Linked DNA regions of Mus musculus: region 2 is linked to region 1. The links are chromatin contacts, found by Hi-C or POLR2A ChIA-PET in ENCODE. All regions are on one chromosome and are shown on one strand. The core of a region is the stretch at or near the end of the contact, and the rest is flanking DNA. Distances in the headings are between cores, read along the strand shown.

Region 1 (7,862 bases), core at 2,295-4,794:
CACTGTTCGAAGGATATAATCTACATGCTGGTTAGGGTTTCTCAGGTTGATATAAGCTGGGGTTTTCCAGAAAGAAGAAACCTCAGTTGATAGAATGTCCTCACTGGCCTCTAGGCAAACCTAGGAGGCTTTTTTTTATTTTTATTTTTATTAAATGATTGATGTGGGAGGGCCCAATCCACTGTGGGTGGTGCCACATCTATAAGAAAGCCATCTGAGCAAGCCATAGGGAGCAAGTCAGGAGGCAGCATTCCTTTAGCGCCTCCGCCTCAGTTCTTGCCTTCAGGTTCCCTAACTTCATGAGGGACTACATGTGTAAGCTGAAATAAAGTCTTTTCTTCTCAGGTTGCTTTCAGTCCTGATGTTTTATCACAGCAACATGAAGCTAACTGATATGGTTTATCACAGCTGCAGAAGTGGGAGGCAGCTGGTCACACTTTGTCCACAGTCAAGGAGCAAAGAGTGGTGGATAACCCCAGACTAGATTCTATCCAGAAATCCACTTCAGTTGATCCATCACAGATACACCCAGAGGTCTTTTTGTTTCTGTTTTCTTTTCATGATTCTAGATCCTGTCCAGTGACGGCACTCACCATCACAGAGTGTAAGGATGGTTTACAAAGACTCCAAGGTAACAGCTAACTTAAGTAGTTCATAGTGTTGAAGCACATAGCATGGGTGTGCAGAGAGGATGAAGAGATGTAAACAAAGCTTAAGAGACCTCATGAAGAATTTGGGCTTCATCTTGGATTGTCATTGTTTACTGCACCTAAAAGCCCGTCTAGGAGCTTAAAGTGGAAGGTGCTTATGTGCTCCTAACTTAGAAGATTGGCAAACTGGGTTGTCACACCTGGATCACTTTTCTGATGATTCTCCTTGTGGTTTTCACCACGTGAAGGCTGGAAAGTATAAAACAGTCTTACTCATGCTTGACATTTGGTGCTAACTATTGTGTGTGCTGTGCCTTTCAGGTGAGCTGGCTAGGATTTCCTACAGATTCAAAAAGATGAAAGGAGAAACCAAGTCCCTTTGAGGCTTAAATCCAGAAGTTCCACAATGTTACTTCTGCTACACTCAAATGAAAAAAAAAAATGTATGATGCCAGCCCTAATGGAAGAATCAACGATGAGTTTATGGTTATTTTTAACTTATTATACCCCGGATAGTGTTGGCCTGAACCAAAACAGTGGCTAGAGAGAAATGAGGATATTTAGAAAGCAGAATTGGAAACCTTGGGAGCAGGATAGTTAAAATAACTTTTATTCACCTGATGTAATTGTTGTTTCTGAGGTTTACTGCCTTTGTACAACCTAATCTAGGCCTAGAATGTTTTCAGCCTCTGAAACTTACCGCTGAATAAGCTCACCCTTTTAGTTCTTTCTGAACTCTGGCTGGGCTGCTTCAACTCAGCTGTTCTGGCTCAAACTCCTCTGCAAGCTGACTGATTCAATCTGGCTTCTCCCTCTTGGCCTCTCCTAAATTGCTCTGCTTGGCTTTATACTAACTTTGACAATCTGTTCTAATCTACTAGCTCCTTCTCATTCTCTGCCTCGCTCTGTTTTTATCTGTGTCTGACTCGTTCTCTCTTTAACCTTTCTTTGTAAAATTCTTCCAGTAAAACTGCCTCCTTTTTTTCTGGCTCTCTCTGTGTACTGTTCTCTCTTAAGTAGCTTCTCTTTCCTCTCTCTTCTTCTGAGAGTTGGGCATATCCTGTTTTGTCAAATCTTTTTCTGATTTGTCACTTTGTCTGTCACTCAAACATCACTTTTAAACATAAAGAGTTTCCTTCTACAAACTAACTCTAGCTTTATTGTTTGGGATTAAAGGTGTGTACTAAGGGTGTGTCTGTATTCTGGGCATAGGGTCTAAAGAATTGTGCTAATGGTGAGCCACACCACAACTAGAAACAGATTTTTTTTTCCCCAGAAACAATCCAGTCTCCCAGTTCACAGTGTGATCAAATATCCTGCAACAGAGGATTGCTCCTGAGAGGCAGTTACAAATGACTCCTAGGTTTGTGGCTTGAGTGATTAATGGGTGGTAATGCCCAGTGTTTAGAGAAAGAAAAGAACAGGTTTAGGCAGAAGATGATGTCTGTGAGTCATGTCAAGGAAGAGGTGTCTTTTAGATAGTCAGATGGAGAAGAGCAAGAAGTAGGCGGAAGACAGATGAGGCTCCGGGACAAGTGTGACTACAGATACCAGTTTGGAAGGATCAGATGCCAGAAGCATTTCTCAAAGTGGTTGTATCCCAGAACAGAGTGCTTTGGGAGTAGACTCTAACACCTTAGTTTGTACTTGACCCAAATCAGTAGAAGTCTATTCTACTGCCAGTATTTTGTAGAAATACAGTATTTTGTAGAAATCAGTAGAAGTCTATTCTACTGCTAGTATTTTGCCATAGCAATGGGTTATACACTGACTCCAAAATTTACCTAACAACTATTTTTTAAAAGATTTATTTATTTTGTGAATATGAGTGCTCTACCTGTAGAGCTAGAACATGCACACCTGTGTTCCAGAAGAGAGCATCAGATCCCACATGGTTATGAGCTGTCATGAGGTTGCTGGGAATTGAACTCAGGATCTCTTAACCGCTAAGTCATCTCTCGAGATGTTAGTCTTTTGTTAGTACCTTCCCATTTGAATCTGAAGAAGGTACTGACAGTCTTTTTGTTTGTGGTGCTGGCTCATCCCAGTTTGATGAAAAACAAAGTGAAAAGTATTCAGTTTGGCAGCACATGTGTTAAAATTGGAACAATATAGGAACTGGAGAGATGGCTCAGCGGTTAAGAGCACTTATAGCACCTGCAGAAGACACAGGTTCAGTTCCCAAAACCCACAGGGCAGCTCACAACCATCGAGCTCACAACCATCGGTAACTCACGTTCTGTAGGATTAGAACTCAGTAGGCACACAAATTATATATATATATATATATATATATATATATATATATATATATATATATGTATATGCAGATAAAGCACTCACACTTATAAAATAAGTTATTTTCAAACCGTTTTTTAAAAAGTGGATTGACACAGAAAACAAATTAACATGGTCCCCACACAAAGGCGAACGGCACAATCAAAACCTTCCATATATTTGAAACTCATTACTTTATCTATTTAGAAAAATTAGTAAAAATAAACACACACATGCCAAATGAGAGGAATGGATTAAGATGTTTGGGAAATGTTCAATGGAGAAAATCTCTGTCTATATTCAGGGACATTTAAAATAAATTTTCTGGGCGAATAATAATTACAAAGTGACACTTATTAATCGCTTACTCGCTGTGGCTACGACAGATATCACCGCTTTTCTTGGAGGATACAGGTGCTTCATGTTCATGTAGCGTGGTTAAGCACAAACCTCCCCTGCATAGAATATTCACATACCATCAAATTAGAAAAGGAAAATACGCTCTCTCGGCTCGGCCCCTGAGGGACTTCCGGCACGTGGAACCTGGGTTCCGGGGCTGCCGTGGACGCCCGGAGCGTTTAGGTGGAACTCCCGCCCTAGCGACGCGCGCCTGGTTGCTAGGGGCGGAGGCGCGGGAACCTGTGGAAGCTAAGGATGCCTGCTACCCGTGCTTTCGGGCCTCGGTGCTAGCCCACCGGTGGGTATGGAGCCCGAGGTGGGAGAGAGGGAGCATCGGGGGGCATCTTCGCGCTCTCCCCAGCGGTAGCCAGCCACCCACCCGAAGTGAGGAGGAGGTCTGGGAGGGTATGTGTAGGACCTGGTTTCACCTGCTTCCATCTTGGCGTAATCCTCCCCTGGCACGTGCACATGAAAGTAAGCTTTAGCAGTTCAGATAATGGACAGGAGTAGGAGCATTTATAATCTGAAGGGCCAGAAAGAAAACAAACAAGACAACAAAGAACTGCACGCTGATGGTCCTCAACGTTGGGAGTTCTGATCTAGCGCCGACCCTCAGTGAGACCGGGTGTCTTGTAAATCCTCTTACTGTCTGAATCTTTTCCTTTACATTATCATTAGAGTCAAACCAGTCCACCTCCTATAAGCTTCTGCGAGTCGTTTGTTAATCTTTGAACACTGGTGTAGATGTCTTAGTCACAGAGAGTATAGGTTAGATAGACATCCATGTGAAAGATTTGGGAAGAGAGCGTGGATTTAAAAAAAAAATCATTTATACCAGTTGGGAAGTGGCAGTGCATGCCTTTAGTCCCAGCATTGAGGCGGTAGAAGCAGGCAGATCTCTGAGTTCTTGGACAGCCTGCTTGGTCTACAGAGTGAGTTCGTTCCATGACAGCCAGGGCTACACAGTAAAACCCTGTCTCAAAAAAAAAAAAAAAAAATAATAATAATCATGTACACAACTAGCGCCATGTTAAAAGTCTCAGTGATCATACTTGCTAGGCCAGAACACATACACAGAGATTTATTAAAAAGAATATATCACAAGAAAAGTCAGGCCTAGTAGGCACATTCTTAGAATAAACCCGAGTGGGAAGAGTTCTTTTCGATAACAAGTCACGGGGAACTTGCTCAGTCTTGTGTGATTCATGGTAGGTGAAGAGGCAAGGGGCATCTCACTACCTTGCTAAGTAGTACATTTTACAGCGTCATTTCTTCAATATTTGGGTTAATACTGTGTCAGACTGCAAATGTTTGTATAAGACATCTCAAGTCACTAGGATCATATGAGAGGTTTTTTGTTGTTGTTGTTGTTGTTTTGAATCTTTGTGTGTGTGTGTGTCTACAGACAGGATGAGAAAAGTCTACTGAAATAAGATTCATTTCACTCAGTTCTGCCCCCATGACAGCAAGTTAGCTCTATGGATCACAGTTGTATCAAAGGCTATAAAGGAATTGTGTACTACATAACCGAAAGAGGATTTTCTGAGCTCTATCTAATGTAGGCCTTTGGAAAGCAGATTTGGACAGAGACAGATCAGGGGTTCAGATGTAGATCTGCTTCCCCCAGAAACCCACAGGGCATCCAGAGCCATCATGACCTTTCAGCACCTTTCCAAGTGCTTCCAGCCTTTGTGGGTTGAAGCAGGGTGATGAGCCTTCAGAGATATTTTTTGGATGGTCTTGTTAGGTAGTTTAAAAAGACCATTATTTTGAGGTCTGGTCACATGAGCCTGTGAGGCAGGAGGATTTTGAGTTGGAGGCCAGCTTGGGCTATACAGAAAAAGATTTTGTCCCCAAAAGACAAACAGTCAAAAACCACAGAGTGTTATGTTGTACCCTGTAAAGAGCTTCTGGCTAATCTTGCTCTTTAATTTAGGATGCCATCTCTCATGCAGCAGAGAAATAGATGTGTAGTTAACATCATGATATACTCTGCTCTATTAATAGAAAATTGACGTTCATATAATCTTGGAAATTTGTGTGCTATTTCTTAACGAGGAAAACTACAGTAATAATTTTTTTCAATTAAACGAGGCTCCTATTTACACTTGTAAATCTCTCTGGTGCAAACATATGCTTAGACAGAGGGGAGATTAACTTAAGCGTCCTTTCGTTAATTACAGAGATTAGGAAGTGGCTGTCTGACTTGTTTCCGAAGGCTGAATGAACTACAGATCATCAAATACAGCAGCTCACCAAGAAGATCTGGTTGCTTTGGGGGTAAGTAATGCCAAGTTACCCTTCCTTCCACTCCCCAGCGAAGATACCCACTAAGAATCCAGTTGGTTTTGAATACATTTACAGCCCCCGTGGTTTCCAGTGACCTAGATCTCGGGCAATACCTGTTTGCAGTTTGATGACAGTGTTAAACACAGGTGAAGCTGGCAGATGGGCAGCTCTGCATATCTATAAACAGTACATATCTTAGAGTTTCTGGATGCCGTCCTAGAACTTTTCCTTTTAGTCCATCACATGGCCTATCACAGAACATCCTAGAATGTTTGAATTAGAAGAGACTGCAGGTTCAGGAGTTTGCAACAAATACTTTTGTCATACTGTGTAAGCCATTTGGGGTTAAAAAAAAAAAGATCTTGGGGCTAGAGTGATGGCTCATTGGTTAAGAGCACTGACTGCTCTTCTAGAGGTCCTGTGTTCAATCTCCAGCAACCACATGGTGGCTCACAACCATCTGTAATGAGATCTGATGCCCTCTTCTGGCACAAAGGTGTACATGCAGATAGAGCACTCATACATAAAATAAATAAATCTGATTTTAAAAAGTCATTATGGAACACATAATGTTCTGGTCACGTAAAAGTCATTTAGTATTGTGCTGCTGCTTTAGGTAGGGAGGCTGAGGCAGGAGTGGGCCACTCCAGGACACAGTAAGCCCTGAGTGAGCTGAGGCAGATTCCAGAACTCTAGGCTACACCCTCCACTCTCAGCTCTGCATTGTGTCTGTGAGCTGTTCTTCTTTCCAGGATACCCGCCCATGTACTTCCTCAGACAGTGGGAGGGAAGTCTCTGGGAAACTCTGTTTTTAGTGGAGGGGATGAATAAGAATATGTACCTGGCGGCGTTTAGTTGCTCTTCTCTCTGTGGACAGCAGTTCCTGGAGCTCAGCTGGCTGTCTGTGAAACATGAAGCTTTCAGAACTTCTTTAAGCCCAAACCCGGAGGGAAGGAGACTGGCCCCTCTCACTGCCGCTTTTACTTCCTTCGGCTCTTCAGCTAGTTTGAAGGACACGGGGCCTGAGGTAGCTGAGATTGGCTCCTGGTCTGATCCTGCTAATGTTGGTGCTGGCCACCTCTCTTATTCTTTGACGTACCAGCAGGAATGTCACGTGCTCAGGAGGTGCTTCCTGAGAGAAGAGAGAAGGTGGATAGCCTTGGTTTTGGTGGTGGTGGTGGTGGTGTTTTTTTCCTTTGTTTGTTTGTTTGCTTTTTCTTTTATTTCTTATTTTGCAGCAGTGGGGATTAAACCCATGTGTGATCATGCTAGGCAAGCTTCGTGCCTGCCAGGCAAGCACTCTGCCACCATGCAGTCCTCAGCATCTTTGAATGCACATTTACTCTTTCTTTTTAGTTCTAGCATTGTGAGCTGATGAGGAAAAATATAAGTAAACCTGGGGAAAATACTCTTCTTATGCTGATACAGCATCCAGTACTAACACGTTGTCGTCTCTAGGACAGTTGTTCTCAGACCCTGTGGCCTCAGGATCTCAGGGCTGCTTCTCATGCTCAGAATGACTGAGGACACCAGAGACCTTTCCGATTCCTGCTCACTGCTGCCTGTATACCAATAAAGCTGGGATGTTTAAAAGATATTTCCTTACTTAAAACTAAAAGTATAAAGCTCTTGCATGTACACTGTGGTAGTGCCTAACTATATTACAGTACTTGGGAAGCAGACACAGGAGGATTGCAAGTTCAACACCAGCCTGGGATACACAGTAAGCTTTAGGCCAGACTGTGAGACCCTGTCTCTAAAAACAAAAGCCTATTGTGGGCCAAATGTGGTGGGACGTGGCTTTAATCCCAGTACTTGAGAGACAGAGGCAGGTGATTTCTGTGAGTTTTAAACCAGCCTGGTCTTCTTTTGATCCCAAACTCTAGGCCAGCTAAGGCTACATAAATGGCATGATTTATTAAAATTCCAAAACACCTTAGTTGGAAAAAGTGGTACTGAGTTTTTGAAACTCTCTTTTGATGTGTGATTTAAAGAGAAGACAGTTGGATTCTCATACCTACTTTTTCATTGTGTCTATTACTGGTACACTGCAATAAAATGTATTAGAAAGAAAAGCAGGCCTTGTACTGAGATGGAGGTGAAGGATGCCTTAGGACTTCTTGAGAGACTCAGAATGGCTGCTCCATGATCTCATTACAGTTGTCATTTCTAGCATCTTATTCTTGTTACATATTAACCTCTTGATCTCTTGATATTGGTGTGCCACATTAGGGAAACAATGCAAAG
Region 2 (7,862 bases), core at 3,290-5,789, 49 kb before region 1:
AGACGGTTACCGTAGCCCTTTGTATGGGAAGGGGATGAACTGAGCCATGCCACACACACACACAATCCATTCATCTACGATAAATACGGCTTTCCCACCCCATTCCTGGGGGTCATGCCTCCACCCACTCTGACAGCTTCTGAAGGGCGTTGCTCTTTCTTCCAGTGCCAATAACTTCGCAATGAAAGGAAAGCGCAAGACTCTCAATGCCAGTGACGTGCTGTCAGCCATGGAAGAGATGGAATTCCAGCGATTCATAACACCATTGAAAGAAGCTCTAGAAGGTATCCACGTACTCTTCTGTCTCTTAAACCATATATAAAAAAAATGCTCATCAGTATCAGTGCCATTAAGTCCCGTTCAATAATACAGGACTGGTCATAACTCCCCTCTGTTTAGTTGGTACCATCTCGGGTATGTGATAGGGGCCTGGTTATTCCACCTGTGCCTCGGTTTGTCTAATTAAACCATAATATCCTGCTTCCTTACAGCGTACAGGCGGGAGCAGAAAGGCAAGAAGGAGGCTTCGGAGCAAAAGAAGAAGGACAAAGACAAAAAGGATTCCGAAGAGCAAGACAAAAGCAGAGAGGAGGAGGAGGAGGATGAAGAGAGACTGGACGAGGACGACCAGAACGAAGAGGAGGAAATAGACAACTGAATGGAGAGAGTAGGCAGACTGTGGCGTGGTGGAGGGGACCCTGAGATCCTGAGACATGTCTGTGTGAAGGCTTTCCCTGCAAGGCAGAGCCATCTTCGGCACTGGTGCCTGAGATCAAAATAAAAGCTGACCAGAAAGATCAAAAAGAACTCTTCCCAGGCTCAGAGCATCTGAGTTACAGAAACCGGTCATGCGTCATCAGTCTGCAGGTTAGGATGTTTTTGAATAAGCGATTCTGAGTGACTACATAGTTTGGTATTGCTTGTCTACTTAAAGTATATGGCTAGCTAGTTTCTGATCCCATTTCCCTGCCCCTCTGAATAAGTAATAACATCCATGTTGCCTGCAGTGTTCCAAGTCACAGAAGCACTAAAGGCTCAGGGGGAAACAATGGGGCTTTGAGCCTGGTCACCCAGTTTGACTGTACAGTAGTTGACCATAGGAACTCGTGCTTAGAATGGCTGCTCTCTAGGAGATGACTAAGGAGCTGTGAGCGAGCGAACGAGGAAATGTCTTCACCTGATGGTAGCATTACTTACTTGGTGTCTGGCTTTCTAGACTTACTTAGCTTTGTAGTCCTCTAGTGACTGTAGATGCTCAGTCGTCTGGGGTGGCTGCACTCATAGGACACACACTCTTTAATTCTGAGTGTTGATTAGAATCTGTCAAAAAAGGTGCCAATTCTTAAAAGCAGGGGCTTAATCTTGGAGGTAACTCAGTGCCTGCCATGGTAGGTCCTAGTGCTACCTCCTGGAAGGTATAAAATCCCAGATCCATCTCCCAGACTTATGGCTGCTGCTTTTCATTCCCTGGGCTCATAACAAGTTCCAGAGACTTTATTTCTTCCAGGCACAGCCTGTTCTGTCTCCATCTCTCTGGCTTCTGCTTCCCAGCCCGGCTTTCTCCTCCTCTTACTTATTTCATCTTCTAGTCTAGGGACTCTGATAACATATGTCATATTCCAAAGTGCAAGGTCCTCAGATTCCTTAGTCCTAATCTCCTGCCTTCTAAAGAGAGTTGAGAACACCTCTGAACCTTACGGTAAGAGGAATGGTGCTCAGGAATGTAGCACCACTGCTGTGGCTTCGAACGTGTCTGTTGGCCTTTCTTTTTCCCCATTGAGTGCTCCAAGCACTTTTTCCTGTCTTAGTTGTGCACTTGAGGCTGACAGGTGATGTAATATAGTTGGACACTGTTTACTAGTAATACAGGGAAGAGTTTGGTGAGAGTGACTGGAGACTGTTGAGAAGATTTTAATGCTTTCTACAAATAAAGAACATTCTTGTTTAAAATGATGACTCATACAATGTGCTTTTGCAAAGGACTCACCAAGACCCCCCTCTCTCTCCCCCTACCCTCACACATAGGCACACAGTCTTGTGTCTTGCATTACCAGCAGGTGAATGAGTATCACAAGTTAAGGGCACTGTTCTTAACCACAGCCAACATATCCTGAGATTCTCCTGGTTACTTTGCATATCTCACTAGCTCCCACTTCTGTTTGTTTGTTTGTTTTGGTTTTTTGAGACAGGGTTTCTCTCTGTAGCCCTGGCTGTCCTGGAACTCACTCTGTAGATCAGGCTGGCCTCGAATTCAGAAATTCACCTGCCTCTGCCTTCCAAATGCTGGGATTAAAGGTGTGTGCTACTACTGCCCGGCTAGCTCTCACTTATTAAGTTCTAAGTACTTTCAAGTATTCTCATCAAGCAACATTGCTATTGCCTCTACTAGCTCTTTTTTTTTTTTTTTTTTTTTTTTTTTGGTTTTTTCGAGGCAGGGTTTCTCTGTGTAGCCCTGGAACTCACTTTGTAGACCAGGCTGGCCTCGAACACAGAAATCCACCTGCCTCTGCCTCCCGAGTGCTGGAATTAAAGGCGTGCGCCACCACACCCGGCTATTAACCACAGCTCTATGTTCTCCAGTACACACAGTTCTCAAGTCATAAGTAAAATTTATAAATCAAAATTCACCAAGAACTGCAGTGGTCCTTTGGTTAATAATAGGCCTTTTCCTTCCCAGAAGAAACATTGTTTCTTAATTCCCAAGAGCACGGTGCTAGACCTACCCTTCAAGGCCCATTTGTAATCCTGTGACGTCCTTTGAACTCAATTTCAATTGTATGTACTAAGTACCAAGTAGATCTTCCTAGAATATACCTTTGCTTTCAATGAGATCAAATCCATAGTTAAACCTGTTATTCAAGGCTTGTGTAAGAAGGGCTCACCCTACCATCTAATCTCCGCCATAAGGCTGTCAAGAATGGAAGGGGCTCAGTGACATAGCGCTTGCTTAGCTAGCATGTTCAAACAAAACCGAAAACCAAATTCTTCCATGTCTTTGGTTTGTTCTGCTCAATCCCTTAACTAGACTTTAACATTCTAAGAAGAAACCTTTTCTGGGAATGGAGATTTGGATTTAAAAGTAAGGAATACAACATCTGGAAAGAATCTTTGAGGTCTTCCATAAGTTTTTTCCCTGTTGTAATATCCAAAAATAAGTTCAAGACTACCCTGTACCTTCCCCCTTCAAAAGGACTTTCCAAACTGTACTAGCAGGCCAAGTACAGAGCCAGATAAAAAGCTGGCTGACTAAACAAATATAGAAACATAGTTTTAACGGTCAAAAACAAAATTAACAATCCTCCTGCCCCGCCTCACTAAAACACACACAAGGACAGACAAAATAAGAGTCACCCTACATAAACCAACCAATGTCTAAAAAGATTATTGGCTACACCAATTAAAATAAGCCAAACTACCCTGGTGCCTATATCCAACCCTTACAAAGGTATAAAAAGTGTGTTCCTTCTTTGTTCTGGGTCTCTCCTCCTGCCTGCCAGCTGAGAGGGGAGTCCCCAACATGCTGGATAAGTAAAATCCTCATGAGTTTTTGCAATGATGGTGGTCTCTGTGCTCTTTGTGGGTGAGGGTTTTCTGACAAGCTACAACACTCTCATACCCTTCACCCAGCTTCTCTTGTTACAACTTTAAGTTCAATTTTTCTAGTGAATTATTGAAAACCAAGATGAGTTCACAGATCTTAAACATTTTTAAAATGAAGATCTGGTGGTACCTAGAACATTTACAGTATTATTACACAACTGCCCACTTTTACCTCCAAAATAATTTTATCACCTCCTCCCTAGTGAGCATTCCCCAAGGCTCCCTCCACAAAGAGGGCCCTTGCCACTCTCAAGTCTTTGTCAAAGCCCCATAAACCTCTCTAGACCCCACGCTCCAGTCTTCCCCAGACCTTTGGTCAGAATTTTTCTTTTTTTAATTGTTTTTTGGTTTGTTTGTTTTCTGTTTTGTTTGTTTTGGGTTTGGTTTGTTTGTTTGTTTGTTTGTTTGGTTGGTTGGTTTTTTGTCACCTAGTGCTAAGATTAAAAGCATGCACCACCAAATTTACTCCCTTTTATACTCCAAATTTTAATGTATCCATTGTAGATAAACCTGATCTCCTAGCATACTTGGATGGTTAGTTTTCTCGGCTTTTTTTTTTTTCCAATGTCTTTCATATCTCTCAACCCATGAGATAGGGGCTGGATAATCAATTACATAGAATAAATAAATCTAGACAGTCAGTCTGCTGCTGAACGTATTTACCCGCGGTGTTAGGCATTACCGAGGTGTTTTAATGCCGTTGACATCCAATTGTTCTTTTACCAGTGAGCAACGCAGTCAATTTTTGCTCCGGGCTGAGAATAGACCGTCAAGTGAACTCTGGGATGAGTTCGGATTGCAAGCCAGGGCACCTCCCAGAGGCTCCGAATGCCCACGTGGACCCCCTCGGGCCTTCCCACCTCAAGTGAGACCCGAGCTGGGGGGCGGGGAGACGGGCGGGCTCTCGGGCAACTCTGGATTGGCCAAGATTCCAGCCCCGCTCAGCGTGGATCTGGCCGCGCGAGCTGACCAGTGATCCGGAGACTGCCCCGAAGGGAGCGTAAGCTGCATTCCCGGAGGGGCGGGCGGTACGGGAGCCGCTTCCGGGTGAGCCGCCCCGCCCCCACGTGGGCTTGCGCTTTTAGAGCGGGAGAGCGCGGTGTCCAGAGCCCGGCTCGGAGCGGCGGCGAGCAGCGTCCTTGGTACGTGAGCAGGCGCCGGCCTCTGGGAAGTGGCGGGTTGAAGGGGGACGGGACCCCAGAACAAGGTGAGGTGCACCCCTATGGCGCTGTGTTCCCGAAGCTCTGACGCTGTAGCGGAGACGCTGTCCCTATGCACCTACTAGAGTGGGCGGGATTCTTGCCGCTACAAGGTCTTGCTGCGTCCGGGATTCGGGACTCAAAGATGGGCTCCACCCGCCCCCTTTCTCGGAGGCCTCAGGGGTAGCCTCGGTTTCTGCAGAGCGCGATCTGTCTGGCAGGCTGGAGAAGTGGGGAAAACAATAAGGGTCGCTTGTGCTAGGTCTCTCCTGCTTCTGCTCATTCAGTCATACAACGATCCATTGAGATCCGCTTAAGACCCAGACCACATGAGAAGAAAAGCAGTCATGCAGCTTGAAACAAGAATTTGTCCCCATGCCTTTTAAATCCCAAAGTCACATACTAACCACCCTGCTACCAGCCGTGGCCAGGTCTAGGTTAAACCTTTCTTCCCCTACTCTCACCTGGAATCTCTGTCGCCTCTTCCATACTGGGACTATAACGTGTGAACTCTGTCCTTCTAATGCCAAAAGTCCTGGTGAGGACTGAGGGCTGCTAGACTCCAGAAGTTTGGACCATATTTATAGCTGACCTGCTGTATGAGACCTGCCCTTCTCGAGTTCAGTTTTACAGTTGTTTGATGTAAAAGCTCTCAGCCAGAATATTTTAGCAGTCTGTGGAAAGGCAACTCCTAGCTTGAAATGTCTAGACCCGGGCAGCAGGGGGGATTAAGCGCCCACACTAGATGAGGTCTAAGGTCTCTTCTTTAACCCCTCCTAACACCGTGGCAGGTGGCAGCTAGAGTGTGCAGGAAATGCAAATGAGCCACCGGGCAGTACCTTTTCAGAACTGCCCACAGATGCCTTTCCTGGGCCTCTTTGGGCTTCAGATTTCCCAGCTCTGAACCTTCTACCTAGCTGGCCCTCCTGACTTGTCTCCTCCCTAGCCAGGGCAGAGCCTGCTCGAGCTGGCACCACTTCACTACTATTTATGCCAAGAGCACAGCCTCCGGAATTCTTTGTGGGGTACAACCTGGGAGCCCAGGCTCTGAAGCTTTCTCTCAGCTGCTCCCAGTGGCAGTCTCACTCCCAGGTTGTGGGATGCTACCTCCTAAGGGAGGTGAGACCTTTACAGTCTTTCAGAAAAGCTACCCCGCAGTGTCTCTAAGAAACTACAGTGTTCCTTTTCCTTCTTGTCTAGTACGTGCTGCTGGAGGGCGGCTAGCCTCTCTCACCTCAGGCAGTGGCTGGAATGTATGTCCTTCCCTAGGTGTGGCGAAGGGTCAGACACAGTACAGCCTACTCATCCCAGCTCAGCACTAGCCATACATTTAGCGTTACTTGCCGCTGCTACCGTGGTGTTAGACATACCTCATCAGTAATCTGATCTTCACGCAGGCTTGATAATATCAGCACATTTTAAATCTTGAAAGAAAAAAAAAAAGTGGGGGAGGATCTGAAAGGCCTTGCCCGTCGTTATAGAATCGACTCTGGGATTGTTTGGCCCAGAAACAGTTGTTTCTGCAATACCTTGTACAGCTTGCTAGCAGAGTGAACCTGTTGTACAATGGGAGAGAAGGTAGCCTGGGCCCCTGTGGTCTTGTGTTCCTGTATTCCTAGGCCCCTGTGTTACTGTATGAGGCACAGGGTTTAAGCTCAAGTTTGCAAACCCCCTTAATTTGTGGAAAGTGCCCTGCCCATGTTTGGAAATCTTCCAGACTCTGAAGGACTTCTCTCAAAGAAAAACCCTGATCTAGAATTGGTTCTATAAAACAGAAGCAACTCTGGGCACCTTCCCACTCTATGGACGTTCATTAAGCATCTGCTATCACACGCTGTATAGTACAGGGCCTTGGGCTGGAAGTCTCAGGCTAGTCCCTACCTCTGCCTTACTCACTGTGTGAGTTCAGGTGGCCTTCCATCCCTTCATTTCTCCTATCAAACTGTGAGGGATTGAATAGAGCTTTTTTTCTTTTAAGTCGGCACCAACGTCTCTTTCAGTTTCATCTAGTGGCCAAAATAAAAACCTGCATCCGGGCAGGAGATATCTCAGTGATCAAGAACACATGTTGCTCTCACAGAGGACTTGGGTTTGGTTGACTCAACAGCCATAAGCAACACTAGTTCCGGGGACCACACAACCTCTTCTGAATTCTGTGGGCATTGCAAATATGTGATACATATGCATGCATGCAAGCAAAACACTCCTAGCCATAAAATAAGCCCTTAAAAGTTCAAAACAAAGCAAGCAAACAAAGCCTAAATCAAAGTTGGACTGTTCTGGCTGGGAATGTAACTCAGTGGTGGAGCGTAGGGGTCCAGGGGTTCCCCACCACAAGCAACCAGGAACTGCTGAGGTGCGCCTCTGCACACGCCTCTCCTCTCTTCCCCTCCTTCCCCTCCCAGCTACCCTGAAGTAAAATCTGGGCAGCGCAGCTCCTCCGTGGCCCTCCAAGTTTTACTTATGGGCAGATGGCCTATCAGCGTTGCTCCCTTAAGCTCTTAAAGGAGATGAGTGAACGCCAGGGAATGCAGGTGTGGACTCCAGAAGCCAGGGCCTGCTACAGAGATGATTCTGGGGCAGAATATGCACCTGGTTCCAAAACCTGACTCCAATCCAGAATGGCATTGAGCGAGTTCCATAACCTCTCTGAGCCTCTATTTCATAATTGCTAAGAGTTATGTTGATTTCGCAATGTAACTTCAATGAGATAAAGTACTGCCTTTGGCACCTTGCACCTAGGTAGAGGGAGACCAACTGGAGTCCAGCACAAATTCAGATTCGGGGCTTTATCATTAACCAGCTATGTCATTTTGAGCAAATAGTTGTACATCTCAGGGCAACCTCCTGGCAGATGTGAGAACCAAATTCTGCACAAAGAGTCTATATAGATAAACTCTCGAATGTGCTGAGTGTGTTACTTAGGAGCCAGAACATCTCTAAGGAGGCTTGGCCTCTCTTGTGTCCTGTGAAGAGGCTGGCCCACCCAGGGGTGTGGTGGCAGGGTTGGTCCTTGTGTGGTTCCTGATAACCTCAACCCCAGCAAGGAGGGAAAGGGGATAA

The links. Hi-C counts contacts between places; a loop is a spot of excess contacts on that map. ChIA-PET counts read pairs that join two places held with the same protein, here RNA polymerase II (POLR2A).
Region 2: a map of heart shows a loop between it and region 1 (2.2-fold over the local background). The contact joins the promoter of Alad here to the promoter of Wdr31 in region 1. A Hi-C loop is called at or near these places in 5 of 37 maps with a recorded cell type or tissue (Patski, T-helper 2 cell, heart and 1 more). POLR2A ChIA-PET finds 5 or more read pairs at or near these places in 1 of 5 experiments (Patski).

The regions. Positions count from the first base shown.
Region 1 is chr4:62,466,581-62,474,442 of GRCm38, reverse strand. Wdr31 (WD repeat domain 31) reads left to right here and starts at 3,544. Exons shown (of 11, transcript NM_023597.3): 1 at 3,544-3,624; 2 at 5,510-5,606.
Region 2 is chr4:62,516,740-62,524,601 of GRCm38, reverse strand. Alad (aminolevulinate, delta-, dehydratase) reads left to right here and starts at 4,539. Exons shown (of 12, transcript NM_008525.4): 1 at 4,539-4,742. It overlaps Pole3 (polymerase (DNA directed), epsilon 3 (p17 subunit)), which reads left to right. Exons shown (of 4, transcript NM_021498.2): 3 at 166-284; 4 at 492-804. The coding sequence ends at 658.